6 separate regions of the Mus musculus genome follow, and regions 1, 2, 3, 5 and 6 are each linked to region 4. Evidence: chromatin loops called from intact Hi-C (ENCODE). Cell type or tissue: heart. All regions are shown on one strand. Links, peaks and the distances in the headings refer to the core of each region. The heading gives the core; the rest is flanking DNA.

What was found. A loop is a pair of places that touch in the nucleus more often than their neighbours do. Peaks named below come from ENCODE experiments on the same cell type or tissue, not always from the same donor. Only the 100,000 strongest peaks of a DNase experiment are listed, where the experiment ranks them.
Region 1: it touches region 4 in a loop (4-fold over the local background); 3 of 42 quality-filtered maps call a loop at or near these places.
Region 2: a loop joins it to region 4, with 3 times the contacts of the local background. A loop is called at or near these places in 9 of 42 quality-filtered maps.
Region 3: a loop joins it to region 4, with 3 times the contacts of the local background. A loop is called at or near these places in 3 of 42 quality-filtered maps.
Region 5: it touches region 4 in a loop (5-fold over the local background); 2 of 42 quality-filtered maps call a loop at or near these places.
Region 6: it touches region 4 in a loop (10-fold over the local background); 2 of 42 quality-filtered maps call a loop at or near these places.

What each region holds. Positions count from the first base shown.
Region 1 is chr9:120,912,611-120,917,609 of GRCm38, forward strand. It overlaps 1700020M21Rik (RIKEN cDNA 1700020M21 gene), which reads right to left and starts at 2,640. Exons shown (of 3, transcript NR_040742.1): 1 at 2,605-2,640; 2 at 1,572-1,860; 3 at 1,164-1,480. In heart, for the core only: a CTCF peak has its summit at 2,761 (motif pointing left); a DNase peak (open chromatin) is centred at 2,431; H3K27ac peaks cover 1,023 bases.
Region 2 is chr9:120,778,649-120,783,647 of GRCm38, forward strand. No RefSeq gene overlaps it. Among named protein-coding and RNA genes, the nearest start is that of Gm39459, 53 kb to the right of the region's middle. In heart, for the core only: no CTCF peak of the experiment used is centred there; no DNase peak of the experiment used is centred there; H3K27ac peaks cover 623 bases.
Region 3 is chr9:120,689,397-120,694,395 of GRCm38, forward strand. No RefSeq gene overlaps it. Among named protein-coding and RNA genes, the nearest start is that of Gm39458, 16 kb to the left of the region's middle. In heart, for the core only: a CTCF peak has its summit at 2,454; DNase peaks (open chromatin) are centred at 1,715, 1,865 and 2,325; H3K4me3 peaks cover 1,586 bases; H3K27ac peaks cover 2,570 bases.
Region 4 is chr9:120,849,843-120,854,841 of GRCm38, forward strand. No RefSeq gene overlaps it. Among named protein-coding and RNA genes, the nearest start is that of Gm19385, 14 kb to the right of the region's middle. In heart, for the core only: a CTCF peak has its summit at 2,718; DNase peaks (open chromatin) are centred at 2,869 and 3,379; H3K27ac peaks cover 432 bases.
Region 5 is chr9:120,737,478-120,742,476 of GRCm38, forward strand. No RefSeq gene overlaps it. Among named protein-coding and RNA genes, the nearest start is that of Gm39458, 65 kb to the left of the region's middle. In heart, for the core only: no CTCF peak of the experiment used is centred there; DNase peaks (open chromatin) are centred at 714, 1,924 and 2,414; H3K27ac peaks cover 2,864 bases.
Region 6 is chr9:121,056,783-121,061,781 of GRCm38, forward strand. The region is part of intron 34 of Ulk4 (unc-51-like kinase 4); the gene reads right to left. Among named protein-coding and RNA genes, the nearest start is that of Gm34945, 82 kb to the left of the region's middle. In heart, for the core only: CTCF peaks have their summits at 1,951 and 2,759 (motif pointing right); DNase peaks (open chromatin) are centred at 809 and 1,559; H3K27ac peaks cover 283 bases.

The DNA.
Region 1 (4,999 bases), core at 406-4,405, 63 kb after region 4:
CTGGTGTGGATTCAAGCTACCTCTCTGAGACCAAGACATGCTTCTTCCCACAGGCCGCCTGGATCCTTTCACCAAACCCAGATAGCATCGACCAAACCTCCAGGCCAGGGTCACTCTCTGAGCTCCACCGTTCTCAGAGTAAATGCATTCAGAGTAAAGGCCCAGAGTAGATGAAACGGTTGTTTTAAAATGCTGATTTATACCCCTCCCAAAGGCGCTCTTTTGTTCTGTTTAATTTTACATCAGATTGGTGATAGTAAACTCTAGGGCAGATTCATCAAAGGAAACTGATAATTGCTGACTGTATACTTGATTTTGTTCATTATTTTGTTAACACCTGATTCTGAAATATACTCCTTAGGAATGGGCTGGCAACTGGCATAAAAAAATATTAGAGTACACAGGATGCTTTTGCATAGAGGTGAGGCTATCACCTGCCAGCTGTGGATAGGTATAGTCACAGCCTTCCCACCTGTTCACAGGTAGCTGGATACCCTATACCATAAAGGCTTTGTAGAATAGGTCTCAGTTTGTCCCATCTGGGAGTCCTGGTGGAAGATAATGGACGACTAGGGAAGAGAAATCAGAGTATGGGCCCAGGAAAGTATCAAGAGTGACAGGAAGGGGTAAGTACGGAAGGTTTAATTGGGGTGACCCAGTGGGAAACCCAGTAGTCCTTTAGAATAGCAGGATTGGGTGTGCCTCGACTGACTCACCGAGACACGCAGTCCTCAGTAAAATGTAAATATATAGAAGCAGCGGCCACTGTCTCTTTCCTGTGCTTCCTGAGAGCTTCCGGTGGCCTTCCTGTCTTCAGGGAAGGGCATGACGATGACGACGACAATGATGACGATGATGATGATGTAGGGTGGAAAGGTGGCTTGCGATTCAATGCTAGGAAATGTTTACGTGAGACTCAAGAGGAAAGCTACACAGCTGTGACTGGGCAGGTCGGTCACTATGTGACCTGAGAGTGGAAGGTGGGATGTGTGTCAGTGAGCTCCGTTATCAAAGGGAGGGTGATGGGGCGCAGGCAACACAGGTGACTGCCATACAGTGAATGGGGGGGGGGGCAGGCAGCACAAGTGACTGCTGAGATACTTATAACTCAGTGGGAAATGTGACCTTGTAAAAAAAGGGTGGTACCGTGAACAACCTTCAATACTCTCTCCTTTTCCCCCCTTTTATTGAAAATAGATTTTTTTCATACATTTTGATTATGGTTTCCTCTTGCTCTCCCTTCCCCCCACTCCTCCAAACCCCTCCTCACCTCTCCTTCCATTCACATCTTTTTTGTCTCTCCTTAGAAAGCAAGCAGGAATCTAAGGAATGGTTAAAATAAAATAACAATAACAAATCAGAACAGGACAAACACAAACAGAAGAAAAAGCCCAAGAAAAAAACACAAGAAACACACAGACACACACACATTGGCACACATTAACACAAAACTGGAAGCCGTAGCATATATGTAAAGGACCTGCAAAGTAAAATAAAATATTTTTTAAAAAGACTCAACCTTAGGAGACAACCTCTAAAGACACCACTGAGTTTGTGGACATGAACCCTACCCTTAAGAGTGGTTTGTGTCCCCAGTGAGACTCCCTTGGAGAAAGGCATATTTTCATCTGCAAGTGGTTATCAGCTGGAGATCGTTGCTGGGTTAGGGATGGTGGCTGTAGCCACTTGTCCCTTCGGCTCCAGGACTGCTTGGTGCAGACTATGCTGGCCCTGTGCCTTTTGTCACGGTTTCTGTGAGTTCATACATTCGGGGTCTTGCCGTGTTGCTTCCTTGGTGTCCTCTGTCCCCTCTGGCTCCTACACTCTTTGCACTGTCCCCTGTGCAGGGTTCCTTGAGCCCTGAGGGTTGAAAACATAGACGCCATGGTTAGGGCTGAGTGTTCTAAGGTCTCTCACTCTCTGCATAAGGTGAGACTGTGCGTGTCTGTATTTAGCCCCATCTGCTGCAAGTGGTGGCTATACAAGGAAAGAGCATGGTGGAATGCTGTTAGGAGTCATTTCATCGGTATGCTCCTTAAGGAGAACTGTAGTGTTTGATTTTCCCTTAGGTCCCTGGCCTGTCCAGTCTCAGGTTCTTGGCCAGCCAAGCAGCATCAGGGATGGGTTCCATCTCACAGAGTGGCCTTAAATCCAGTCAGATGTTGGCTGGTTTCTCCCACGAGCTTTATGCCACTACTGCACCAACACAGCTCACAGGCAGATCACCTTCTTCTTGTTTCCAGTCTCCGCATAGTAAGCCAGGCAAAGTCTGTGTGGTGGGCCAACACAGCCAGGAGCTAATGCGCTTCTCCTCCGCTGTTCTCCACCCACCGGAAGCTACATGTTCTGGAAGCATCCTAAGCCCGCGGGGAAGGGCCTGGTGTGCCTTGCTTCACACAGACATCCGTGAGAGCCACTTTCCTTGACACTGTGACAAAATGCCAGACAAAAACAACTGGGGGCAGGGAGGGCGGGTGAATGAGGATTTATTCAGGATCACCCTCTACGATATAGCCAATCACGGCAGGGACCGCATGGTGTGTGTGTGAGAGAGAGCTCTGTGGCAGCTGGAGTGTGTAGATAGTACACCTCCCCTCCTCATACCCCGATGGAACAGGAAGCAGATACCAGACAGGAAACAGGGCCAAGCTCCCAAGGACTCACTTCCTTCAAGGAGGCCCCGCCTCCTGCAGGTTCCATTAACCCCCCCCAAACAGCGCCACCTGCTGGGAAGCAAATGCTTAAACATTAGACATCTCAGAAGTGTGTTTTTAACACCATAACAATTAGCAATAAATGCGTTGCTTATTTTTTCCATTAAAAAAAAAAAGATGTTCTATCTGTTTGTGTGTGCCCATGAGTGTAGTACCCTCAGAGGCCAGAAGAGGGCATTGGATTCCCTGGAGCTAGAGTTACAAATGGTTTGAATCTACCCAAAATGGGTGCTGGGATTGGAATTCTGGTCCTCTGGGAGAGCACTAGCTAGCTGCAGGTCATATAGGCCTGGGAGTATGGCTCTCTCTCCAGCCCGCCTGCCCACTAAAGGCTGTGAGGATTCCCACAGTAATGAAATCTTGTTAGCTGTGTGTATTTTCTGAACTGATTAGACCTCAATACCCCCTTTTGCCGTAACAGTGTGACGGTACACCACTGTGGCGCTCTGTCTAGCAGAAAGGTCGAAGGTAACACAATAGTATATATGTTAAGTGTCTGCTTTAGGTCTCTCAGGCACTATAGAGCCACAAAGATAGTTTCAGTCAATTCTCAGATACCTTGCTGCTTGTTCTGGGCTAAATCTCGAATCAAACAAGAAGAAAGGGGGAGGGGAGGAAAAATCCCCACCAACCAACCATCTTGGAGCGCTCTTCCCCAAGAGTACCAGGAGCGGGATCTTGAAGTCCGATGTTTCTCAAGCAAATAGAAACTGGTTACTCCAGTGACAAATTTTCAGATTCGAGGCCAATGCTTTTGGCTTTCTCTTGTCCTCTGCCTTGCGGTTATAATGTAGCTCCTGAGGTTCCTGGTGTCACGCCCCTGTTAAAGGTGGGCTGAGGACTACAAACACAGTGCCGGTTTTCTCTGTGGCTTAAATGGAGTTCTCCAGTAAGCAACCTTTTTGTCTTGCTGGTCTAACTATGTCATAGCTCAAGGGAGGTGGGCCTTGCTCAGTGTGGGCTCAAGTGGCAGATAGGAGCCGTTACTGGGTTGGTAAACAAGGTCTGCTACTTTCCCCTTCCAAATATAGCCAACCTGCATCCAGATATTTTATTGCAATAGCCAGTAAGTGTGTGAAAAATATTCAACATATTTATATACCAGGAAAACACAAATCAAGCATCGAGGTTCCATTTCTCCACAGTCAGAATGGCCACTGTGTTCTCAAGTAAATTTCCTCATCGCCATGACAAGAGCAACTCCAGGAAGAAGGTTTGGCTCAAGGACGGTCCATGGCCACTGGTCACATTCATCTTGAGGGAAGAAGCAGAGAGATGAATGCTTGCTTTCTCCTTTTTTATGCAGATCATGCTATGGTGCTGCCCACATTTGGGGTGGGTTTTTCCTTTATGGGTAAATCACCAAAAATGCCCTCCCAGGCATCCGGAGCATATCTTCTAGCTGCTTCTACATCCCATTAAGTTGACATCACAAATCATCACTGAGAAAACAAGTGACAAATGATGGTGAGGGGAAGGGGTGGGGCCTGGGCAGCCAGAGCGGAGGTGGGGTTTATGGCCTGAAAGTAGGAATGTTACAAATGGTATAGCTCTATGGAAATCAGTATGGAAAGTGTGAAGTGAAGGGATGGGGAAGACAGAAAGAGGGAGAGCACCGCCATGTGAATTAATTCAGACTACCCCTAGATATATACCTGAAGGATTCTAAGTCAACATACCACAGAGATATGAATATGCCTGTGTGTATCATTGCATCCACTGTTCACAATAGACAAGTTATGTACTCAGTCTAGCTGCCCATCAAGAATGAATTGATAGAGAAAATGTGGCTTATTGACACAACGGAGTTTTACTCAGTCATAGAGAATAAAATTATGTTGTTTGTAGGGAATTGTATGGGACTAGTGATCATCATGTTAAGTGAAATAAGCCAGCCTCAGAAAGACAAATACCACACTTCCTTTCATATGTAGAATCTAGTTTAAAGAAAAAAGAACATATAGGTTAAACGGGTGGGGGTGGAGCTCATTCATGAGAAGAAGGAGACCTGCAGGGGAGGAGACAAGCAAGTAATAAGAAAATACATTCAATTGATTTCGATTATTTTATTTTATGTGTATGGGTGTTTGGGCTGCACATAGGTGTAGTCTCCCCTCCCCCAGCCTGAAACCTGCTTGCTCAGGGGTGGAGTTTCCCGCTCAATCGTTCTGCCGTGCCCACTGCTGGAACCTGCCGCTTTGCTGTTCGGAGCCGTGCACGTGGTCACCCTGCTATTGGACTCCAAGATTAATTGGCGGGAATCGGGCCCCTTCCCCTGCTTTATA
Region 2 (4,999 bases), core at 318-4,317, 71 kb before region 4:
AGGAAATGTGTTAAATGAGCTGATGTTTGTGTTACTGCCCAGTTGCAGGAGCTTTGCTCCCTGGGGAATGTCTGAAATGTGGTCAGGCAGCCGGGCACACATTCCCACCAGCACTGTACCAGAAGATTGTCATTAGCAGAAGGTGCTGTGAGAGAACCATGTATGCTTGTGGTCCTGTGAGGGGCATTGTACGCCTGTGGGCACAGGCTTCAAGACACAGGTCCTGTCTGCAGCCAGCAGTGCTACTGCCGATGGCTGAAACCCAGCTGTGTGAATGCTGGCCCTAAATACCAGCATCCACCCCACAAAATGTATAGGCATTGAATTAAAATAAGAGGAGATATTTTGAATTGTGGAGGGTAACAGGAGGCTCCCTATAGGAGCCTGGGAAGTGAACTTCTTCAGAATCTCCAACCGATAGGGTTCAGCTGCAACAGTGGATGGTGCATGGGTCAAATCCAAGCCACTACTTGTTTAAATAAAGTTTTGTGGAGATACAGCCACACCCCTTGTTTACATGTCTTCTGTAACTTCTTGCTGCAGCAGAACTCTGTAGCTACGACAGACTGCATGGCCCTCAAGCCAAAATATCTCCTATCTGGCTCTTTGTAGAAAAGGTTTGCTGATTCCTGGTCTGACACAAACCCCTTAAACTTGGGTTTGCGAGAGGACTGTGGTGGGTCACAAAACAGAGTGCCCAACAAACAAACATTAACTCAAAATCTACTGTAAATCCAGGGTGCACCCGGCAGCTCATTCAGTGTTGCTCTGTGTGAAGTCACAGCAGCCTTGAACACGTGACATGAACATTGGACACCTTCACACCACACAGCACCAAGAATGCAGCCTGAATCGCCTCAGCTCAGGTCTAAGATGGTTGCATATTATGAGCTAAGGGGTTTATACTTTACACACAAAGTTCTCTGCCCTCACAGAAACGTCTGCAAGTGGAGAACAAGGACTTAAGGAGTTTTCTTTTCTTTTTTCTTTTCTTTTTTTTTTTTTTCCATTTTTTATTAGGTATTTAGCTCATTTACATTTCCAATGCAATACCAAAAGTCCCCCATACCCACCCACCCCCTTTTCTTTTCTTTTTTTTTTTTTTTTTTTTTTTTAGGTTTTTCAAGACAGGGTTTCTCTGTGTAGCCCTGGCTGTCCTGGAACTCACTCTGTAGACCAGGCTGGCCTGGAACTCAGAAATCCGCCTGCCTCTGCCTCCCAAGTGCTGGGATTAAAGGCGTGCGTCACCACACCCAGCTTATGGAGTTTTCTGATCATCATTCCTAAGCAGAGAAGCACATTTTTAGATTGCATTGTATTAGACAAGCAGGCCCTCTGTCTCATTAATATGCAAATTTGCTCTCCTCTCCAAATATATTAGATTAAATGTATGACAACAAGTTGCTTTAAAATAAATCGCTTTGTGGTTTATTATCAGTAAATGTTTCATTTATATATCTACTTCATGTATGTATCAATGTGGGGTCACAGAGAAGTTCTTGGGAGACGAGAAATCACCAGGGGGAGAACTTCAAGAAGTCTTAATCTCCTCTCACCCCGAGCCTCCCACTCCCCAACCCCTACCCTCCCATCCCCAGCCCTACCCTCCCACCCCTCACCTCCACCCTCTCACCCCATCACACCCCCACCCCATACCCCTACCGGCCCCCACCCCCTACCCTCCAACTCCTCCCACCCACAGTCCCACACTCCTTACCCTCCCACACCCCAAAACCCACTTCTCATCCCCCACCCCACCCTCTACTCTACATCCCCCAACCCTCATCTCCTACACCCCTCACCCTCCACTCCTCTTAACCCTGCCCACCCATACCTCTAAACCCCCTCACCCTCCATACCCCCATCCCTCAAACCCCCCATCATATAACCCAAGGTTCAGGGACTCTCAAGGGAGAGGTGGGTAGGACTGTAAGAGCCAGAGGCTGGGAGGAAGACAGGGTGGAAACAGTGTCTTTTGGACACGGCAGGGCCACTGTACTGGTAAACTCACAGCAGCTGAGGTCACCCGAACAGGATAAAGCCAGTCTACATTCTAGCCCACTCACCATTCTGGTGAAGGGGCTCATGAGCCCCCACCCTGACAAAGAAGCTATGGACAGTTGATGGCTTCCAGAGGAAAGTCAGTTTCCCTTAAGGGTATGTCCCTGAGTAGGTGTACCCACTCCAGGGATGGCCCCACACACAGGAGGATATGGACAGCACAAACTGGAGTTGATGGGGGAAAAATGAGGACAGAAAGTTGAGGGGGGAGGAAGAAGGTACGGGGGGATCTGGGAGGAGTTACAAGGACAAACGTGATCAAAATTAGTATGAAACTATCCAACAGACATATACTCTTAAATGTACAGACAAATCTATGCTCTTTATATATACACACATACATACTGTACATGTGCACAGATATATACTTTGTATATGTACACACATACACATATACTCTTTATATATACAGACATACACTGTATGCATACATGAATACACATATACGCTGCCTATGTACACATATATACATACATTCTGCATATGTACACACACATACACAAACACTGTGTATGTACACACACATACACTCTGTATGTACACACACATACACTCTGTATGTACACATATACTGTATATATACACAATACACTCTGTATATATACACCCCACACATATACTCTGTATATGTACATTCACATATACATATACTTTGTGCATGTATACACACATCCAATGTATATATATATACACATACACTCTGAATATGTACACATATACACTCTCTATGTATACACACACATACACAGATGTATATACACAGAGTCCTGATTTGAAGCATATGCTATAAATGGTTGGCACATAGCTGATGGTCACTACTGGTTGAAGAAAACGCACCCAGGTCCCATGCAGATGTGACACAATGACTGTGCAGATATGGAGACCTTAGGGCATACTCACTCAAGCACATTTCTATTCATGCATAAACATCAGGACCTAGAAGCAAGTTGGGGAGGAAAGGGTTTATTCAGCTTACACTTTCCACATTGCTGTTCATCACCAAAGGAAGTCAGGACTGGAACTCAAGCAGGGCAGGAAGCAGGAGCTGATGCAGAGGCCATGGAGGGATGTTTCTTACTGGCTTGCTTCTCCTGGCTTGCTCAGCTTGCTTTCTTATAAAAACCAAGACAACCAGCCCAGGGATGGCACCACCTACAATGGGCCCTCCCTGCTTGATCACTAATTGAGAAAATGTCTTATAGATGGATCTCATGGAGGTATTTCCTCAACTGAAGTTCCTTTCTCTGTGATAATTCCAGCTTGTGTCTAGTTGACACACAAAACCAAACAGCACAGGGCCCTTTTGAATGTCCAGATACCTCCGATCCAGGGATCCTTATTGTACAGAATACAATGGGAGGGAAATGTCCCAGTGGCCTTCATTGTCCGCATCTGCTCCTCCCTGGGTAGGGCTGAGTGACTGAGACAGGGTCTTACTTTGTACCCAAGCTTAGCCTAGGTGTGCCTCAAATTCAAAGCAATCCTCCTGCCTCAACCTCCCAAGTACTGAGAGTACAGGTGTGAGTCAGTACATCTAACTATGGTGTTCTGAGACTGTGGATCTCAGAAACCAGGATGAAGAACAGAAGTGGGCGCTATTCTTCAGAAAGCCTTGTCTTTCTGGAAACTTCTCTTCATTTACCTTTCCTGGAAGCAGTACTTGTCTGTAACCATGTTCCATTTCCCTCTGATCCTTAGAGTTGGTAGAAAAAAAGCAAGCTGTCGCTGTGATCAACTTTGTTTATTTTTATCCGTGTAATGACTTGCAATTTCCTCCCTTGTTCTTAAAAATAATCTGAATTTGACAGGATATTTCTGAGTGTGTGCCTTTTTCTTTTTGTTTGTTAATTTGTGTTTATTTAATTTGTTGTTGTTGTTGTTGTTGTTGAAACAGGGACTAAGTGACTCAAAGTGACCTCAAAAATCCTTATCCTCCACCTCAGCCTCTAACATGCCTAGCTTAGGCACATAGTGCATACATAGTCAGCTCTGTATGACCTTCTCCATATTAATGGTGTTTTGTTTTGTTTTGTTTTGTTTTGTTTTGTTTTCCTACGTGTAACAGCGGGTTTAATTTCACTCCCTGATTCCATTTTTCACGACTGATCCTTTTTGCTCCTGATGGTTTCGGCTTCCCATCCTTATAATTATAAGCAGAATTTACATTTCCAAGTTCTCCAACAACTCACCAAGCCATTACCTTCACATTCAGATAGCTTCTTCATACCTTTGCTGCAGCCGCCATTCACACTCGTCACGATGGCTTCCTAAATCCAAGATTCTTCAACTATGGGGTAGGACCCACAGGTGACTGAATGCAGGACTCACAAAAAATGTAGTACCGAAAAAGGTTTCTGGATGTGCAATGACTAAAGCTAACTCAGAATCAGACACACAAAGCGCTTCTGGCCGTGCTCACCCATGTGGCCTCACTGCAGCGCATGCACTTTGTCCTGCGCATTCCCTTCACATCCTGCTGGGGAAACCTGGGCTCATTCAGGTCTCCAGCAGCAGTGTTTTCACGATACAGTTTTCTGCTTTTATGGAAACAATGACTTAGTTACAGAAAAGCTAAGGCTTTTATCTTTCCACCACCGGCCCTCAACACATATCAAATTAGTCCATTTTGGATTGGGTTGAGTTAGACCGTTTGGCTTTTAAATTTTCTGTTCAAATTTGTTTAATGATTTGAGTTTGATTTTTTTTTTTAATTGTTAAATGAAATTTGGCTTGAGATGACAGAATTTCCAACCATTTCTAAAATGACCCTAAATATACTTCAAACATTTTGTACTGTGGGGTTTATGTGAACAAACGTTCTTGGCCTTGACAGTTAAAAAATCAAATTATTGATTAACTCTGAACACTGAAGATATACTACGTTCTGCAGGGTCAAGATTTAAATCCTACATAAAAAAGAACCTAGCCCATCCATCTC
Region 3 (4,999 bases), core at 650-4,649, 160 kb before region 4:
TAGCATGTCTTTGACGGGATAGACGGGGAAGGGACAGGTAAAATTTGAATTGGTCAATTTCAGAGCTTGTTCACGGCTCTAATTCGTGAGATCAGAACCAAAAGCCAACATGGGGCTTTGAATCATCACTGGATTATATTTAATCTATAAAGACTCCCCTTCCATTACTGAAGAAATGGAGTCTGGGGGTGGGGGTGGGGGGACCCACTACATGTCACATGGATGTCAGGGTTTGGCCAGAATCTCAAGCATATATGTGACAGGCTAGGGCTTTATGGATGGTCGTCAGAGGGCGGATGAGAGATAGGATGGTTTCTCCTGACTTTAGAGAGAGCTGAGGGAAGAGAAAAATCCTTTTGTTTCAGAGGTAAGTCTCTTACCTTTGTGCCAGACTGTATCCAGCAGGTTATGTGGAGGCAGTGCAGTGATGGGGAGGGGCAGGGAGCTGACTTTCTCAGCAATGGTAGAGGGAGCTGGCACACTGTCTCCACAGTCGCAGGCAAGTGAAGCAACTCAGGGAGACATTCACCAGCAGGGCGAGGTCACACAGAGGCGAGAGCCCAGGCATCTGTGGCCAAACTGATTCCCAGCCAGCTTTTCTGAAGACCCCAACCACCACTGCACAGATGCTGAAGGCCCCAACCACCACTACACAGATGCTGAAGGCCCCAACCACCACTGCACAGATGCTGAAGGCCCCAACCACCACTACACAGATGCTGAAGGCAGAGGAAGCCGCTCCACTACCTCTGCTCTCCGCAACCCCACTGACCGGTTCATGCCTGCTCCTGAGAGCTCAAGACTGAGGGGAGAGCCAGGAGGGACAAGAAACTCTACAGTGTCATTAGGATCTGGATTGTGGCCAGAGCTCAAGATCCTAAATTAACCCTAGAACGACCGTAGCCCTCATAGGAACTGGGCAATGGCGCTCAGTGGAACTTACTTTATGGTAGAGAAACAAGGGGTTTCCTTGCTGTTCCTGGTAGGCTGTGGTCACTGAAATCCCAAACTGTAAACATTCCTGACCACACAGGCAGCTTTGAGAACCACAAACTGTGTCTGAAGAAGCGAGCCACAGGTAGAAGGCCTCCAAGGACAAGCAGGTAGCAAGAAGCCACGGTCAGTGAGCCATGATGGCCCCACACCTTGGCTGCCCAGAGGCAGCTCCTCTCTCTCGTCTGCAGAGGAAGCTCCAGTTTCACAGAAACACCCGATGCTTACACCTGATCTCACACTGGGAATTTACAGTAGTGAATAGGGGAATGAGTAGGGGAGAGTTTGCATTTGAATCTGTTAGGGCTAGGTTGGGGTGAGATTTACAGCTAGGTCTCTTAAGAGAGGGCTTGGTTACATCTGCATCTCAAACAACAGCGTGGGAATTAGGTCCAGGTCTCTTAACACTTGGTGGTGGGGTGTGGGGGGAGGTGGTGGTGTTACATCTGGGTCTTGAACACTGAGGGTTGACGTCCAGATCTCAAACTCTGGGGACTCACTTCTGAGGCTCCTCTCCATCCAAATCAGCATCCAGTGTGGTACCTAGCTGCTCTAGCCACCAGGAACATCCTCCACCCAGGCTTCCTCCATCCTCCTGGCTCCCTCTCCGGTTCCTCCCTGTGGCTTCAGAGGAAGCAGAGCAGCTGAACACACACACACACAGCTCAGCACCATCTGGGACGGGGAACCCCTGCGATACAGGGGTGGTGTGGGGACAACTGCGTGGTGGGGGAAGTGCCTGGTCCGCTTAGAGGCCCACTCTCCCTTTAAAGGATACACAAAGCCCCCGCCGCCCCCTCACGCCAGGGTCTGGGTTGAGTTTTTCCTTGACAGAGCCCATCCCTTTGAGGCTGGCTGGCTGAGCAGTGTTGACACAGCCGTCTCTGGATGCGTTCCGGGAAAGCAGGCCTGAGCATGTGAGACGAATTTTCTCTGCACTGTGCGGTTTCCAATGTGTCAGAAAAACAAACTAGGAGAAGTCTACTTGGATCGTGTGAGTGTGTGGACCCCTCCTCCCCGCTTCATTCCTCCCATAGTGGAAAAAAAAAAAAAAAACTAAAAGGCTGCCTTCCAGCGTCTGGTTCCTGACTCTGGAGGGATGGTGTACAAGCGGAGGACTTCCAAGCCACACAATGCGGGTCCATGTGACGCTTCTGTGTTCGTGTGGAGGGTGGAGGCTACCTCTACATCAGGGCATGGAGGCCGGATCAGCCTCATGCCCTTTTGCTTCCAGGCCCTTGACTGCCCCTCCTCCACCCAAACCTCCAGTCCTCGTTCCCAAAATAATTGGCCACAGGAAACTGCACTGAGGAGGAGCCTCTGCAGTGAATTACTTCCCGGCACCCTGCCGGGATGCAGAAGGCTGGCTGTCCCGGCTGCAAGTCACTAGCTGGGGCCATGCAGGGGGCGGGGCCTGGGACGGGGGCGGCATCTACACACACTGCTCTTCACTTCCCTCCAGCGGTTCCTGTAGAAGCAGGCAGTAGTAGAGGCTTGGCCCTTCTGTGCCTTCTCCATGCTCGGGAGAGATGCTCACTGGGGACCCAGCCTTGAAGTTTGCAGCCAGTGGGGATTCCTGGTTCCTCGCGCGCGCACACACACCACACACACACACACACACACACACACACACACACACACACACACACACGCTTGCGTGCACGTCTGTGCTCAGCGCTTTCATCTTTGTACTCAGTCAGGGATCCCAGTACCACCCACGTTTAGGCTGGGTAGTACCACCTCAAGTAAATAATCTAGAAACTTCTTCACAGAAGTTCAGAGGGGTTTGTCTGAAGGTGGTTCTTGACGCCATCAGGCTGGCAGGCTGTGTGAGCCACAGCACACCCTCAGGTTGCTTCCTGCCACAGTAGCGAGAAGAGTAACAAAACAGCCTACTTTCTCAGAAGCGAGAGAGCCATCTGCCCACAGAGCAATAGATTCACTCCCCTCCTGGGTAGAGGGATGCTTTACTGATGCAAAGAGGAAAAGTGGGGACGGTCACCACAGGCGCAGGCCAGCTGGTGCCTCTCACATCCTTAGCTCTGTGGCAGAGGCCACAGGCGGAACACAGAGGTTGATTTTGAAGGCGAGAGCCGAGACATAGCTCCAGATTCTCCCTCAAATCTGTGTCTGAGACATTCTTGTTCCTCGGAGTTCCTAGGCCCCTTCGCTTGGGGGCTATCCCAGACATGCTTTACATGTCACCCTTCTGAAGGGCCGTGGGCATTTATGTTTGTTTTCATTGAGTGTGTACTTTGTCCAGGTATGGGGTCAGACACTTGCAGTCTTGTTGGCTTCAACTCTACAACAATCAGCTAACTTTTTTTTTATTCCTTTCTATCTAATGCAGATCTCCACGGATTTGCATGTAAATAAGCAATTATGTATGCGTGTGACTGTAGATAGATGAATATTCATAGATAGGAAAATACTCCATCTCTAGACTGTACCAACTCTGTATATGGTACCAGCAGAAACACGCACGCATTCTCCAGAATACAACCTTCCCTGCTTTCTCACGAGTAAGATGATATTGGAGACTTGTGGTCAGAACAGCACACACTCCATTTATAAACAGGTTAGCCCTAGGCAGCTAGAGCCGCAAGGACACTCTGGGAAACAGCATGCACGGCTATATCTGCACACGCAGGAGAGTTGCCTGGAAAGCTGTGGAGCCCTGTCTGCTGGGGCCCAGCTTCAGTTTCTGATTCAGTCAGTATGTAGTGGCGGACCTTGATAGCTTCCATTTCTGTGAGTTCCCAAGTGAGGCTGCTGCTGTCTTGGGAACAACTGTGAAGGGTCCCAACCAACCAACACAAGAAGTTGGACTTCCTCTACCAACTCCACCTCTCATCGGCCGAAAGCTGTTGGCTCCATTTCTTGTTCCTAGATGCCAGCCGTGTGAGGTTCTGCAGAGAGTAAGCTGGCATTCACACAATGGCAAGCCTGTGCTGTCAGGGCAGGTGGGAGCGAACTGTGGATACCCAAACCCCTGAAGAAATGTTGCATCCTTCATACCAACAAGAGAGAGAGACTTAAAACACAGCAGCACAGGAAAGAAAACGGCAAGAATCTCAGTTGCTTTTGCACTCACAACTCAGATGGTTCTCCTCCCCTCTCTGAGTGCCCTGCACTCTGTCAACTTCACCCAGATCTCTCTAAGAGGCCCTTAGTTGTTGCTCTTGATTAAAAGTGCTGACTCTTCACCTGGACCAAAAGGGCGGAGCCTGCCATCTCTGCCTTCATTCCCTGTCTGTGTCCCTGGCTTTGGTTCAGAGCTCTGCCTGACTCAGCACAGGAATGCCTGTGTCTGCCTACCTAGCATAGTTCAGCCTGCTTCCAGGACTAAAAAACAAGGATAAGTCACTGTCCTAACCTGGATCTATATCTACCCTGGATTCTAAGAACAGAAACCCCAGGAGAAGGCAGCTATCCAGGAGTCAAAGCCAAGGCCACACCCTGGATGATCATCTTCTAGAGCCACAGCTGGCATGGTGATCATCAGGGTCACGCCTGGCCCAGGGCTACACACCTTTTCTCCTCTTCTTCCTCTACTTAAAGCTCATGTCACCCTAAAGACGGAATTGGGGTGATCTCAAAGAAGGACTTGGAGTCACCCCAAAGATAGGCCTGGGGTCACCCCAAAGAAGGACCTGGGTCACCCCAAAGAAGGGCCTGGGGTCACTCTAAAGAAGGACCTGGAGTCACCCCAAAGAAGGACCTAGAATCTCCCCAAAGAAGGACTTGGGTTCTCCCCAAAGATGGACCTGGAGTCAACCCAAAGATGAACCTGGAGTCAACCCAAAGAAGGACTTGGGGTGACCCCAAGGATGGGCCTGGAGTCACCCCAAAGATGGACCTGGAGTCAACCCAAAGAAGGACCTGGGGTGACCACAAAGATGGACCTGGGGTCCACTGGACCTTTGTATCTGTTCTCCCTATTCATTCACATTGCTCAAATTCTGCTTTTCTCCTACACTCTCCTCTTTGGCTGGTAAATGGGGTC
Region 4 (4,999 bases), core at 286-4,285:
TCTCCCAATGCCTCCTCCAGGGAACAGCTCTCCTGGGCCCATCTACGCCAGGCTGTGGTGCATGATTCCTCATTAACAGATGTGAAGAGCTCAGAGAAGAAAAAGGCTGGAATAAAGGTCCGCAGGGTGGGGCCACCTCTTCTGTTCTCTCTTCCACTGCACTTCATGGTTGAGCACAGAGCCATGGACATGACAAAGGTGACTTTGGAGTGACCCAGGAAGCTGTCCTCCAACATGCTTGAGACAGCACAGCTTTTGGTAGCCTTTTAGCATTTTAAATCAAAGCAAAGATTGCTCAAAAAAAAAAAATCACATAGCAGAAAAAGCCAAAGGAATGTCAGTGGCTGTCCCTAGAAGCCACATACATCTATTTTCAGCTCCCAGTAAAGCCGGGACACTGTAATTAACATAATAGCATGTTCCCTTCCATAAAGCCAGGTGACACAGTTGACCCCCATCCCCATCGTGTGCTGTGAGTTGTTTTCTCAGCTGTGGACTTAGACTGTCCACCACGACCTTCTCATCCTGTGTGGATTGGGGCCCAGCGTTTGCAGGACGATCAAAAAAAGTGAGCAAGGGGTCAACTAGACCATCAGGGAAGAGCTGATGGATGGGAAGTCTGAAGACATCAAAAGCAGGATAGAACTGCACTCAAGTCACTCGTGTGTGTGTGTGTGTGTGTGTGTGTGTGTGTATACATGTGTGTGCTTGTGCACATGCTTGTGCTTATGCATCTGTGTGTTTATGCATGCATGTGTGTGTGTGTACGTGTGTGCAAATGCATGTGTGTTACATGCATGCTTGTACACATGCCATGTCTGTGGGTGTACTCACCCATGCATGCTTTTGGAGACCAGAAGTGGATGCTTAGTGATTCCCTCTCTTCCTCTCCACCCCCCCCCCTCTTTTCAATCTTACTATGTTGTTGAGACAAGATCTCTCACTGAACCAGGAGCTCCCTGAGTGGCTAGGCCAGCTGGCCAGCAAGCCCCAGAATCTGTCTTCTTTCCCCTAGCAGTGGGGCTATGCCCATCTCTTGTGAGGATTCGGAGCCTCATGCTTACATAGCCAGCACCTGCCCACCAAGTGTCTCCCCAGCCATCAGGTCTCAGGCGACACAGAGGACAAAATCCTACGTTGGCCTTTTTTTCACCCAGACTGGTGGAGTGAGTACAGCCTCCCCACTAGACCATCTCCTCCTTTAGGGGAATGTCAAATACATGCTTTTAGACCATCCTCCTTGAACACAGCAAAGCCCAATGACCCACAAGTAAGAAGCCACAAAACACTGGGCCATGAGGAAGAAAATGGTGGCCATCCAACGAGGAACAGTACCAGGTTGTCTCGCATCCCGAAGCTCTCAGATGCTGACCCTTCCTGCCAGCCTTGTTCAGCCATCTGGAACCTTCTCCTCCTGTCTGGCTCCATGTCCAAACTAGGTCTAACCAGATCACTCCAGCTTTCCAATAGTACCTTAAAATATTGTGACCTGTTGGGCCCTTGTCTGCCCTTGAGTTTTGTCTTAAACCCCAAAGCCATCTTGCTTATCCTGGGAAGAACAAGAAGCCTTCCATCAGCCTTCCATTTCTTCATCTGTAATGATGATCTCTCAGGTCCCGTTCAATTCAGAAGTCCTAGTCCTAAGACTAGCTTATACACCCAGCATGAGCTTTTCCGTGTGTGTGTGTGTGTGTGTGTGTGTGTGTGTGTGTGTGTGTGTTTGTGTCCATGCTGTGTATAGGCACATAGAAACAGGCATGTATCCACAATAAAAGCCACCAGACCCTACAATTATGAAGACCTTAGTCATGAGCATCGTAGCATTCAAACATCCCAATAAACTTAATAAAGGCAGGGCATAATAAGCTGTTCATATCCAGACTTTCTGACTTCAGGCAGGAGCCCAGTGTACCTGTGACCCACGTGGAACCTCTGGCAAGCAGAGCCACTAGGAGGCTATACACCTCACAGGAGGGAAGGGGGACAGCTTCCTGTGTTCTGTGACGCTGCGATGCTGTAGCATCAGGCTCTGCATAGGCCAACTTAAGTTTGAATCTTACCTCAGATGGTCAGTGTCTGTGTGCTTTATGACTGTGGATGTGTCAACATTAGATGCCTTCCTCAGTCACTTTCCTATCTGATTTTTGAGACAAGGTCTCTGATCTAGTTCAGCCAGCCTCGCTGTCCAACCGCCCCAATGATCCTCCTGTCTCTGCACCTCAGTGCAATGCTCACAGGCATCCACTGCTGTGCCTAGCTTTTTACATGGGTGCTAGTGATCCAAACTCAGGTCACCATGACTACACGACAAGCTCTTTACTGAGTGAGCAATCTCCCCAGCCTCAGCAGCTACGGACTTCTTACCAAGTGTTAGTTTTATGTCTCTACAATGAGGGAGCTAATGATAGTTACATCAATATGGAGTTTATCCGTGAAAATGCCCAGCACAGACCTAACACAGAGAGAGCACCCAATAAATTGTACTACTGTTTAGATTAATTCTCTACAGTAGCTTGTATTGATCTCTGACATACTTCCAGTCCCATCTGTTCAGAATAGTTTTGATTTTAAATATGTGAAACCAAACGCCACTCCTCGTGAAGAACTTCTGTCCACTGTGAGGTCTGGTGAGCAGGGTCAGAATGACAGTAAAGGGTTCGGAGGAAGGGACAGTGACACCTTGTGAATCTCTTGGTCTTCCAGATGGTTGGATCCAAGCGCTTTGTGTGCAGCCAACACAGAGAAAGCTATGTGCTGAGACACAGCTACCCAGAAAGGAGCCCCAATCCCATAAAGAGCCAAAAATAACAACAAAACAATAGCAAGAATCTTGGCTTTCAACACAGGACACACTTCCTGCTCAGAACACTTGAAAAATCCATCTAGAAACAGCATTTGGCATTCGTGGGGGTCAGCTGAAGCCACGTTCAATGCTGCAGGCCTGAGGTGGAAAGGCTGAGGCCCAGATTCCCGCCGCTGCCCAGGCTCGGCTCCTGCAGGAGTCCTTCCATGCGCTGATGCACAGAAGGAATGACCTTTGCAGGACTGTGAGGGCTCATGGGCCTAACTTAAGAGACACACCTCTGGGCAGACCTCTGAAAATACTTCCAGAAAGTGCCAAGAGAGAAGACCTTCTTTGTTAAGGATGAAGGACTCTTCAGTAGGTGGCTCCCATATACAGAGCTCTGAGGACAAGGCATTGAGGCTGTCTGCCTGTCTTTGCTTTTTCCTGGGAATGCCTTGATTGCCACTGCTGCTGGGCCACCACCCTTTACTGACATCAGACTCCAGCTTTGTCAGCCTCTCAATTGAAGGCCACCGGCTCTCCAGGGGTCCTCCAGGCCTTCAGTGCCAGGTGGCCTTCAGCCTTGTGGGCGGATCAGGTTCTCTTGGACACACAGCACCTTTATCTCATCAATATTTTTTGAGCTGAATGTGGACAGTAACTGCTCTGCAGCAGGGCTTCACACTGTAACTTGGCAGATTCATCATGTAAGCAAGCATACTCCTGGCTGTGAGAGAAGACCGCGAGTAAACACGCAGCACTCCCCAGGGCCGTCCAAGGCCAGCCTGGACACACAGCTATCATACTCCAGCCTATCGGTGCAGAACAGTCTGCGATCATTTCATCATTAGCTTAAGTCAAGAGTGGATGGTTCATTCTGGCCACTAACTGAGTCAGGTTGTGTTTTAGTCATATAGACTTAGACTCAATTCCCAGTCCTGAGCTGACAAGGGCCAAAGACACAACATGTCTGCAGCATACAAAATAGTCCCAACTAATAGAGGAATGTTCTGAACTAAAATGGAAAAAAAAAATTCTCCACTGAGAAGTGTCATTTTGTAGGGGTGGTGGTATGATCAATAATAACATAAAACTCAGGAAGATGGCCTCAAATTCCTCCAGGAACAGCCGGAGTTTGCACAGGTCATTCTTCAAGGTCAAATTAAAAGTAAAAAATTTTTAAAACTGACATGCATACCGTGCCTGCGCTGGCTTGACTATTGACCTCTAGGGTACGGCTCTTTATTTGTAAGATTCTTCTTTAAAATTGTGAGTGAGTGTGTGTGCCTGTGTATGTATGAGTGCAGTAGCCAAGTAGGCAGGAGAAGGCATGGGACTTGCTGGAGCTGGAGACAGAAGCTGTTGCGAGATATCTAACGAGGGTGCTAGCAACCGAACTCAGTTCCTCTGCAAGAGCAGTGAGCACTCTCCACCGCTGAGCCATCTCTCTGGCCCTAGATTGTGGCGTTTTAGCAAAGGTTTACTGAGAAGATCGATGCCATATTAAATGAATTAATCATTATGACCTAGTTTTGCACACACATGTTCTCTCTTCCCATATATAAGCAGAGAGACACAATCTATGTGTTTGTGTGCACGCATGCAAAACTCATAGAAGTATATGGAGTATGATTTGGGGTGAGCAAAATGAGATGACCCAAAGCTCACGGGTTCCCCTTTAACACTTTCTCCAGCCATGAGGAGACAGGCAGCTCCTGGGCATTACTGGCAAGTACTGGAGGCTGCAGCCCCCTGGGAAGAGTCTAAGAAAAGAAACAGCAGCCACAACAACTGTCATGGGGTCCCGACCATTGTTCTACTCTTCAGTCAGACCTGGAGTGGAAGCCACTCCTCACCCCTGGGCTCTGCGTGCAGATCCGCAGGAATTGGAGCCATGCTGAGGGGTGCGGTATGGACTGGGTGGGGAACAGGAGGGAACTAGCTAAAAAGGAGCAAACCATTCTCTACTCCAGTGTTCTTCTGGGAGAGAAACATGTGCTCTGGCTGCCAAGACAATCATCTCTGGGCTCAGAAGCAGGAAGAAATTCACTAAACACTACACCACAGCACAAAGCGGCTTTGCCAAAACTCTGGCCCGACTGGGTTATGGTACAAGTCTTCCGAAGCAAGACCCACAGCGAGATTCATGAGCATGGGGAAGCTAGTTTGTCATTGACCTCTTCAGATGACTCACAGATGACGTCAGTTTAGAAT
Region 5 (4,999 bases), core at 350-4,349, 110 kb before region 4:
TACTACATGGGAAGATAAAAGCATACAGGAAAGAGCTGTTTTGTGATTGGTTCAAAAACCTGTCTAAATAAGGATAAGAATCTTTGAATTTAAATCTGCACATGGATGACCTCAGGGAGCTAAAAATAACCATGATATGAATGGAGTAGCATTGAGCCGGGCTGTGGTGGTGGCTGTGGTGGCCCTGACCTTTAATCCCAGCACTGTGGAGGCAGAAGCAGGCAGATCTCTGAGTTTGAGGCCAGCTTGGTCTACAGAGGGAGTTACAGAACAGCCAGGGCTACACAGAGAAACCTTGTCTAGAAAAACAAACAAATAAACAACAAATAAAAATAATGGGGTAGTGCTATTGTGGCTTTATGTGGTATACACACACACACACACACACACACACATACACACGTACATATCTACAACTATATAAGTGTATAAAGTTGGCCTTCATAGGCATATAGACTCAGGAATATTCAGTGTCCAATTCCTGCTGTTGTGACTTGGATAGGTGTGGTAGGGTGGTGGGCCACAAACCCACTACACAGGAGCCTCGATCTACTCAAGACTGAACTACATAATCTATTCAGAGAGTGACCTCTCTGCTCTTAGCTCAACCAGCCAGCTGGAGCTGTACAGATAAGAGGCAGTAAGATTTCTCAAAGAGGGGAGGAGTTTATAGACAGGAGGCCAGCAGTGTGTGTGTCCCTGGGGAAAGCTGGGAATGATTTCTGAGCCACATGACTAGGGAGAGAAAAGATTGGTTAGGAGCAGCCTGGCTAGGTCAGACTGCAGATGCTGGGGCAGACTGGAGGATCTGTCACATCCACAGCAGGTAGCTCCTTTTCACCTCCAAGGAAACCAAGTTCCTGCCCACAACCTCTGCAGGGCTGAATACAGGTATTTGTATAAGGTTTTCAAAGATGTTGTTTATAACAGCAGCAACAACAAAAAGCCCAACAATATTGTGCACTGATGTTTAATGAGCCCTGAGTTTCCAGCATTTCTCACATCTACAAAATCACATTCGGGCCCTGGGATCCCATATCCAATAGCTGCTGTGATGTCCAGGGAGACAGAATCTACAAACTTTTAAGTATCAGTCACCACTAGCTTCAGGGTTTAGCACCCCTGCTCAGCCATGAGAATGTAGCCAATCTAGGATGGGACGAGGTCCTTTACTCTATGGAAGGTCCCAAAACAGAAACCCACCCTGGCTTCTCTTGAGAATTTACAATGTATGTTTAAAGAGAACGTTCTGGAAACAGTGTTTCAGTGACTCTTAACCAGTGGCTGTAAGTCAGAGAACTGTGGAAGGCAGCCCAGGGGACCTGCTGGGAGGGGACAGGGTCTTTCTCCATCCTGCTGGGAGGGGACAGGGTCTGTCTTTCTTGATCTGGACCTCATGTTTGCTCCTGGGTGGTTCTCTGCATGGGCTGCTTTTCTCTCTCTGTTCTTTCATTTATTTGCTTCTGGTCAGGGTCTCATGCACCCCAGGCTGCCCTTGAGCTTCCTACATAGCCAAGGATAGTCTTGAACTCCTGATCCATCTGCCTCTACCTCCCATGTGCTAGGACTACAGACATGAGCCACTACACAGTTTATGCATTGTTGAGATTCGAACCCAGGGCTCCAAATATGCTAGATCTCTTTATATTACAGGTGGGATTCATTTGTTGACCATGCTAACCCCATGTCCCTGAGAGGGACTACTATTACAGGGTACAGCCTTGTGTGAAGGTGAAGGTAATTTCAGCGCCAGCCGTGAGTCAGGCATAGGTCTACATTCCAGAGAGCAGAGTCAGAGCCCGTGCTGGAGAAGAGAACTCCTGGGCCTTGGCCTGAGTTCCTACTTCTCTGCTCAGCTCATGATCCCTCCTCACATCCCACAGTCACAAGGCCAGGCTTCTAGAAAAGCCCCCCTCCCCCATGTTTTATCTGGCAGAACACTGGGACAATAACTGGACTAGCTTCAACTGACCAGGAAACCAAAGCCCTACAGAAAGACGCCTCATGAGTCCTGCCAAACTTCGTGTTCCCTGCCAGTCCCGGGCTGGCTGGACAAACAGCCTTGCCAGGGTTTGCATTTGTGAGGAGGGCGAATGTGCTGTGTGGAACCACAGAATGGAAGTTATGTACTTTCGGGGAAACAGTACAAGCAAACTCAGGCTCGGTTTCCATTATGCGGCTTCTGAAAGGGCTTCACCTCCTGCGTGGAAGGGAGTGGGCTCTGGGGCAACAAAGGCGTTGCCTCTGTGGCTTTTCTGAAGCAGTATGTGTGTGCTTGTCAAAACATACCTTTCCTGCGAACTTTGAAGACAGGGTCTGTCTGCCTGCCAGAAAGGGGAAGAGAGAAAATTCCACTCTGCAGCCCCTTTGGCCTGTGCACAGGGCAGGATCCTCTCTCACAAAGGCATTCCTTCACAGTTGCAAAGCCAGCTTCCCCAGAGATTTCCCACCACCGCAGTCTGACTGGGTCTGGAGGGTGGAGAGCTGGCACAGGGATGTTTTCTCCATCATGAAACAGAAAGGTAAATAAAGCTCTGCTCCGTGGAGGGCCAGGGCCCCCAGGGCTTAGGGAATTGTGAAGCAAGTGTCCGTTAAAAACTCCTCCTTTCTGTGGCTGCAATCATCCCCTTCAACTGCTGTAGCCCCTCTGATAGGAGTAGGGAAACCTCCGAATTGGGAGATAACCTGGGCCTGTAGCTGGAGCAGAGCTTTCAAACCCCACATGGCATCGAATCAGCAGATTGTCTGTCCAGACCTCCCTATCTTAGAAGTTTGATCTGCAGTCAGCCTCTCTCTGGAGTCACAAGAGGACCTCCAATCAAAGCAAAGTTCCAGTCAGGTGGGACCCTATCTACAGTACACAGCACAGGCATTCCCTCCTACTACTCAGTGGCCCCATTTCCTTGCTGGCTCCAGATTCTCAGCTCATAATTAGGGCTGAGGGTGAGGGAGATAGCAGTTAAGTATCTCCTGTGCAAGCCTAAAGACTTGAGGTCAGCCTCCAAAAATCAGGCACAGAAGCGAACATCTGTAATCCCCGTGCTGAAGGGGCAGGGCTGACACAGGAGCAGTCCAGGACCCTCCTGGACAGCCAGTCTTGCTGAAATTGGTGAACTTTCAGTTCAAAGAGAGACCTTGTCTCCAAAAGTAAAGATGGATGTCATTTGAGAAAGACATCTGGGATGCTGGCCTCTGGCATTCATGCATACATATGCATACATACATGCATACATATGCATACATACATGCAAACAAGCACACACATGTATACACATACACAGGAAATAATAAAAAAAAGAAAAACAAACTGCTTTGATTAATGTCTAATTCATTGTACATTCACATAGCCTTCATTAAAGGGCTTGAAAAATGACACCCTGAAATAGCTAAATGTAACCCCTTGCTTTATGTTTGTTTAGCTAGGAAATTTTTCCCTTATAGCCATCACAAAGTTGAACTACTTCACTCAGCCCCAGCGGCCTGACACAACTCATGGTGAATTCAAAGGAGGTCACTATTTTCTGAGGTCAACTTTATTTTTTTCCTAAGTAGAAGTTTAGTGCCACAGCCTTCCAGTATGGCGTCTGTTTGACTCACTGTGTTTGCCCGCATACCAGGCGGACCTCAGGAAGCTACAGAAACAATGTAGCAAGGATAAGGGTGAGACCACTTAAGGAAATAGTATCTGGTCAGAAACCTGAATTGTTTTCTGCTGGCAGAGGCTGGGCAACATGTAAAAGCTGGTTTCCTGTTGCACATAACTTTTAAAGATTGATTTATTTGTGTGTATACCTGAATGAGATTATGCATACCATCTGCCTGCGGTGTCCTCAGAGTTAAGGTTATGAGCAACTGTGAGCCACCTGATGTCAATGCTGAGAACCAAACCCAACTCCTCTGGAAGAGAAATAGGTCCTCTAACCCTGGGCCGTCTCTCCAGTCCTCTATATAGATTTTACTATTATAAAATTTATTGAACTGGTTTTTTCTTCCTTCCTTCCTTCCTTCCTTCCTTCCTTCCTTCCTTCCTTCCCTTTGTTGGCATTTTGCCTGCATGTATATCTGTGTATAGAGCTTGAATCCTGGAGTTACAGAGCTGTGAGCCACCATGTGGCTGCTGGGAATTGAACCTGGGTCCTCCCCAGCCCCCCTTATCAAACTGATTTTCAGTGCCCTGTTCTCTTATTATTCTGGAGTGGCAGCTCAGCGGATAAGAGCACTGGCTTCTCTTGTGGAAGACTTGGCCTGGTTCCCAGTGCCCACATGTGAGTCACAATCACCTTTAACTACAGTTCCAGAGGATCCAATGCCATCTTCTGGTGTCCGCAGGAACCAGGCACATATGTGATGTGTGTTTATGCAGACAAAACACTTACTTACAACATAAAAATTAAAACAAAAACTTTAAAGAGAAGGGCTAGCCCCTGAATCCCAAGGCATCCAATTGCCCAATCCAGAGACTGGGACAAGGAAAAGCATCCAGAGTTACAGAATTGGTGAGCAGTAGTCCCGAGACTCAACCCTGACCTAGGATGCTGTCCTGCTTTCTGTTGCTCTGATCAAACACGCTGATAAAAGCATCTTGGGAGGAAAGGGTTTATTTGGTTTACACTTCCAGGTCACAGACAGTCATTGGAGAGAAGTCAGGGCAGGAACTTGAAGCAGGCACCTTGGAGAGATCCTGCTGGCTGGCTCCCTCTCAGGGTTAGGCTCTGCTAGCTTTCTTACACAGCCCAGGACCGCCTTCCCAGTGCCACCTATAGTGGGCTGAGCCCTCTGGAATCAAGACTATCCTTTACAGCCATGCCCAGTGGCCAGTCACACCTGAGAAACCCATCAATGGAGACTCCTTTCTTAGGTAACTGGAAGATATGGTCAGCTGACAGTTAAGGTTCCCCAGAGCTTGTAAACTCTAGGGTGCCTGTTTATTACCACGGCCTCAGTGGAAGACAGATTCTGACTCGGGAGTGAAGTCCTCCCTCTTAGCAAGGTCTTTCCC
Region 6 (4,999 bases), core at 485-4,484, 210 kb after region 4:
CCACAGTGTGCAGTCTCCCCTCTGTTAATGCAATCATGATAACCCCACAGGCATGTGCCAGGGACCATCTTCCAAGTGCTGCTAGGCTCTATCACCTTGACAATTAACACTCACCTTTGCAAATGCTTATTCTATGCAGAAACTGGTTTATGGCCATTGTTTACTGCTTCCTAGCTTTAGTTATAGACTCAGCCATGTCCAATTAGATTTGAACTTAAGATAAACATGTTATCATTACGCCCATTTGACATCTTGTTTTCAGTCTGCCAGCCTCATTTCTTGGAAGTGCTCTTACTGGCCACCTTGAATACTTTGTGGGAAGAGATGTAAACAGATATACGCATGCAGCGTGGATATGATTCTAAGGACACATACACTTGAATTTTAAGAACTGTTTTAAACTTAAAAATCACAGTTGTGGCGGATTTGTTTCTCTTTAATCAACACATCCAACACAATGTAATCAAAACTCTTTCTCATTGTGTATTCTATTTTAAAACTATTACCTACCACAGTGCTTTGTCAGACATTATATGGGGATACTTAGTTCCATTACCTACCACAGTGCTTTGTCAGCCGTTATATGGGGATACTTAGTTCCAGAGAAGATAATACATTAGCAAAGAAAGAACAAAAATAACCACTTCACAGCAGCCTTTCCTGTCCCTTTGATGTTGCTAACCGTGCCTGGAGACAGATCTCTGCACTGTTAGGACATCTTTTACAGGATTCCACCCAAGGCTGGCAGGCCTGCTGCTTGCCTTGCCTCCATCCATCACATCCTGCCCCGCCCACCCCCATCGGCAGTGAGGTTGTGGTGGAAATGCCCCACCCCAGCCCCAAATCCTAGCGTTGCTCCCTCCCCAGAGGCGAGGGAGTGCCGGACCTCCACCCCAGCACATCCTTAGAGGGACGGTGACTCTAAGTCTACACGACACAGATTCTGAAAACATCTCAAAGACAAATCGGAAGGCACAGGTGGCACAGATGGGTCCCAGCTTGCCCTGGGTAGCATTCAGAGTCACTGCCAACTGTGGAATGGTGGGGAAACACAACTCCTTTGAAAGATCCTTAACACAGAAGGGTTGGAGCTTCAGGGATGAGCCTGTCAACAGTTATTTTAAAGATCAAACACTGACTTATAACAAAGAAGTTTCCACGCGAAAACCTGGATTAACTGGGTTTGGCGTTTTTATTTTATTTTCCCCCCACTTTACAAGTATTTGCCACGATCCTCATCCTCACAGTAATCATGGCTCCTGTGAGCGCTCCCGAGGCTATAACCCACGGTCCTCACGTCTGGGTGACATGCACTTCTTAAGCTGCCTGTCAACTGATCTCTGTATCCTCTCTTGAAATGACACAATTACTGGCTTCTAATTAGTCCTTTGAACACTTTCCAGAATGGCACAGACAATAGAACACTCACTGGCTCCACCCAGGTTGACACAGAAAGGAAGAGGAGGAGACAGAGCCCAGACACACATCCTCAGGAACACAGCCTGCAAAGGAAGTGAGGGATGCTGGGAGGAGCAGGAAGGACAGGGTCCTAACAGGGAAGTGGTAAGGAAAGAGACTGCAATTAGCTTGCATCCCTGAAACTCATCACCAGGAAGAAAGGGAAAGGATTTGTCCAGACGTGACATCCTTCCGGCCTGGCAGAGAAAGCACGAACAGAGGCCGGCATTCCTGAAGGCGCACTGGGGACTGGACAGGCCAGGATCCTCGGACCGACCAACTAGGCTGGGGTCCTGAGCTGAATAAAAAGGAGGCGAGTGGAACAAAAAGGCGTCCATGGGCATCTGTCGGCATCGACAGCATCCATTGCTCTACTACAGTGTGACTACGCTGCTCCCTGTCATGACAAATTCCACCCTCAAACTGTGAACAAAACAAACCCTTCCTTCCTATCATAGTGTCACATGTCACAGTTATTGTCATGGGTCCTCAACAGCGTGTCACCACAAGGGGCAGGAATGAGGAATGCTTTGCTCTGTGGGACCTTCTGGCTTCTTCTCAGCTCCGGATCCTTAGGGAAGAATGTGGTACGGTGTAGGTCAGGGGTGTGAGATTGACACAGGCCACTACAACACACATACACAATTCAGGAAGCCTGGTCCTTACTATGTAGAATTTGAAGGACAGTCTACAGAGGCCTTAGGTGCTGTGACACTCTTGACAAACCATGTGAAAACGTCCCCAGCCTCACCCACAGGCTGCAGATGTGTATCAGAAGAAAGACTTAGACAAACATCAGGCAAACCACCCATGGATATAAAACAGAGAAAACATATGCTGGTGGTTGTTGTTGTTAAGGAAAATGAAGAGTGGCATCGACTTTGATCTTATTTCTATTCTCTCTCATTTCCACAAAATCCTAGCTCATGATCACAGGGCTTACGTTACTCTTGAGCTCTTGGATTAAACTTTCCTTCCCTGTTGACACTGGTCCCTCACTATTCTGTTGGGTTAGATTTTCTTTTTAAAGTTTTCTCATCTTCATCCTAAATGCAAATGGTCGTCAGTTGAGAGACGTTTGTAAGTAGGCTAGGAAACTCGCTATCACTTTAGCACAATGAGCTGGGAGCCTTGCCACTGGCTCTGTGTTCTGGATCACCAGGGCTACACAGGGGGTGCCTGTCTCTTTAGTATCTAGGATTCATTTGTAAACCACATGGCAATATTTGAACATCAGCACTTACAATGCAAAATGCCCCATTGGAATCTGTCCCCAAGGGCTCCTGTGTTGAACACTTAGTCCCCAGTAGGTGGTGCTATTGCAGGAGTGTGCACCCTGTAGGAGACAGGGCTGGGCCAGATCAAGTAAGAGGTGTGAGGGGGGTGGCACAGTTCTTAGGGTCACTGCCCTTTATCTCCCCTAATCTTGCTCTCTGCTTCCCCTCCTCCAGGAAGACTCTCCTCCTCAGGTGTCTCAGGAACCTGAGCACCAGAGCCCCCCTGACACACCAAGGTCATACAGTCGTGTTTCCTGAGTCGTGACTCAGGGGATGCTAGTGTTTAACTCTTCTGAAGCGCAGCGGCTCTAACTGCTTCTCACCTCTCTGTTCCTCAGCCAGGGAAAATCATACTCTGTTTCCTATCACAGACCGTCCTTAGAAAGGTGATTTCTAAGAAAAAAGGACCTCTAGAACACAGACAGGGTGATTGTGTACCGAGAAACCAACATTTAACTTTTCAAACTGTTTTGACTGGGACCTGTGAGAGGGCTCAGTAGATAAAGATCCTTATATCACAAGCCACATGATCTAGATGGAGTAGGTGCCGTTCACAGACCGGCCTTCTGGAGTTTGATATTTACTTACTTTGAAGCCAAATTTGGCAATTTATATTTTTCTATTATTTTCATCTATTTTCCACATTGTCAAATTTAATGCCTTGAATTTTGTGTATTTTGAGTTTGTGTGCTCCTTCCTAATGCTACAGCCAACAACAAAAACAACAAAACAACAACAACAACATGAAGAACAACAAATCCAAACTGCAGCTTCCTGAGCTGAATCTTCATCCATAAATAGCAGAGCTAAGAAGAGTCGGAAGCTGCAGTTAGGGGAGGAAAGTAGAAAAATGGGGGCACTGCAGACTTCGAGCAGAAACTGAGCCCCACCAGATCAGTAGTCATTAAAAGCACTGATTGCCAGTTGTCTTACTGTGGGAGCTGATGCAAACGCGGAGTGTGCCGAAGCCTGAAGGCAGCACCAGAAAGTTACTGCGGGCATTCAGAAGAGCATGTGCTGCACACGACCCTAGGAGCGTCTGAAGTTCACACTGATGCCATTCAGCCACTGAGAAGCACAAGACTGGCAGCCAGATGCAGATGTCAAAGAGCTCATAATACTCAAATACAGAGCAAGTACAGAGAAGAGTGTGCCCATACCCATGACCCAGGAGCTTGTGACTGCAAAGGGAATGACAGAGGCAGATCAAATGTAATAGGCCAAATGCCACAGTGTGTGTGTGTGTGTGTGTGTGTGTGTGTGTGTGTGTGTGTGTGTGTGTGTGTGTATGTGTGTGTGTTGGGGGTGGGGTGGGTAGTTTTACTACTCACTTCTACATTGCTTGGCTTCTTGTGATGATCATTCCTATTGCAATTAAAAATCCTATCCCTACAGTTAAAAAAAGGAAAGGAAAATTTCTCAGACACTCGGGTAAATGGCCTCCATGTGTCATGAGTTATATACTAACCTCTCCATACAGTAGGGGCTTGGGATACTGCTAACAGCTTCCAAAAGACTCAGTGTGTTAGGACCATCAGAAAGGAACCAAAAATGCACAAATGTTTGGGTTTGTTGTGGAAAGTGCCCGCAGAACTAGAGTCCAGAAGCTGGAATGACTCTTGACTGGGGGACTGGGGACGTCAGAGTGTGTGGACACAAGTATGAAGACAGCAGTTCAGATCCCAGATCATGTGTAAAAGACAGTGGGTGTGGTGACCCACCTGTCATCCCAGCACATGAAGATGAGAGAAGAGGATTCTGGGAGTAAGCAATCAATCTGAGTTCAACTGAGAAACCCTGCATCAGGGAATAAGGTAGAGAGCAATGGAGGAAGCCATCTGATGCTGACCTTGGACTTGCACATGCTCACAGACATACACCCACACCTAACACATGTGTGCCCAGCACACATGAGCATGCATACATACATGCACATAAGCATATGTACACACACACACACACACACAAGTATATGTACACACACACAGAAAAAAAAGGCTGTTGACTGAATCAAAGACTGTGAAAATCCTCCCTTGTATTAAAATAATTCCTTTCTGAAGAGTTCAGATCTAATGAATATAGGTATGAAGTAGAAGGTATGCCCTCAAAGAAAATAAGAGGTGATACAGGCTTTCTTTAAAAGTGTGAGTTCCGAGGAGGCAATGGCTGTCCTTTAAAAAAAAAAACAAAAAAACTGCAAGGCCAATTCTACAAAAATTGTGCCTAACACTAAACCAACCAAGTGATTTACAGCAGAATCAAGT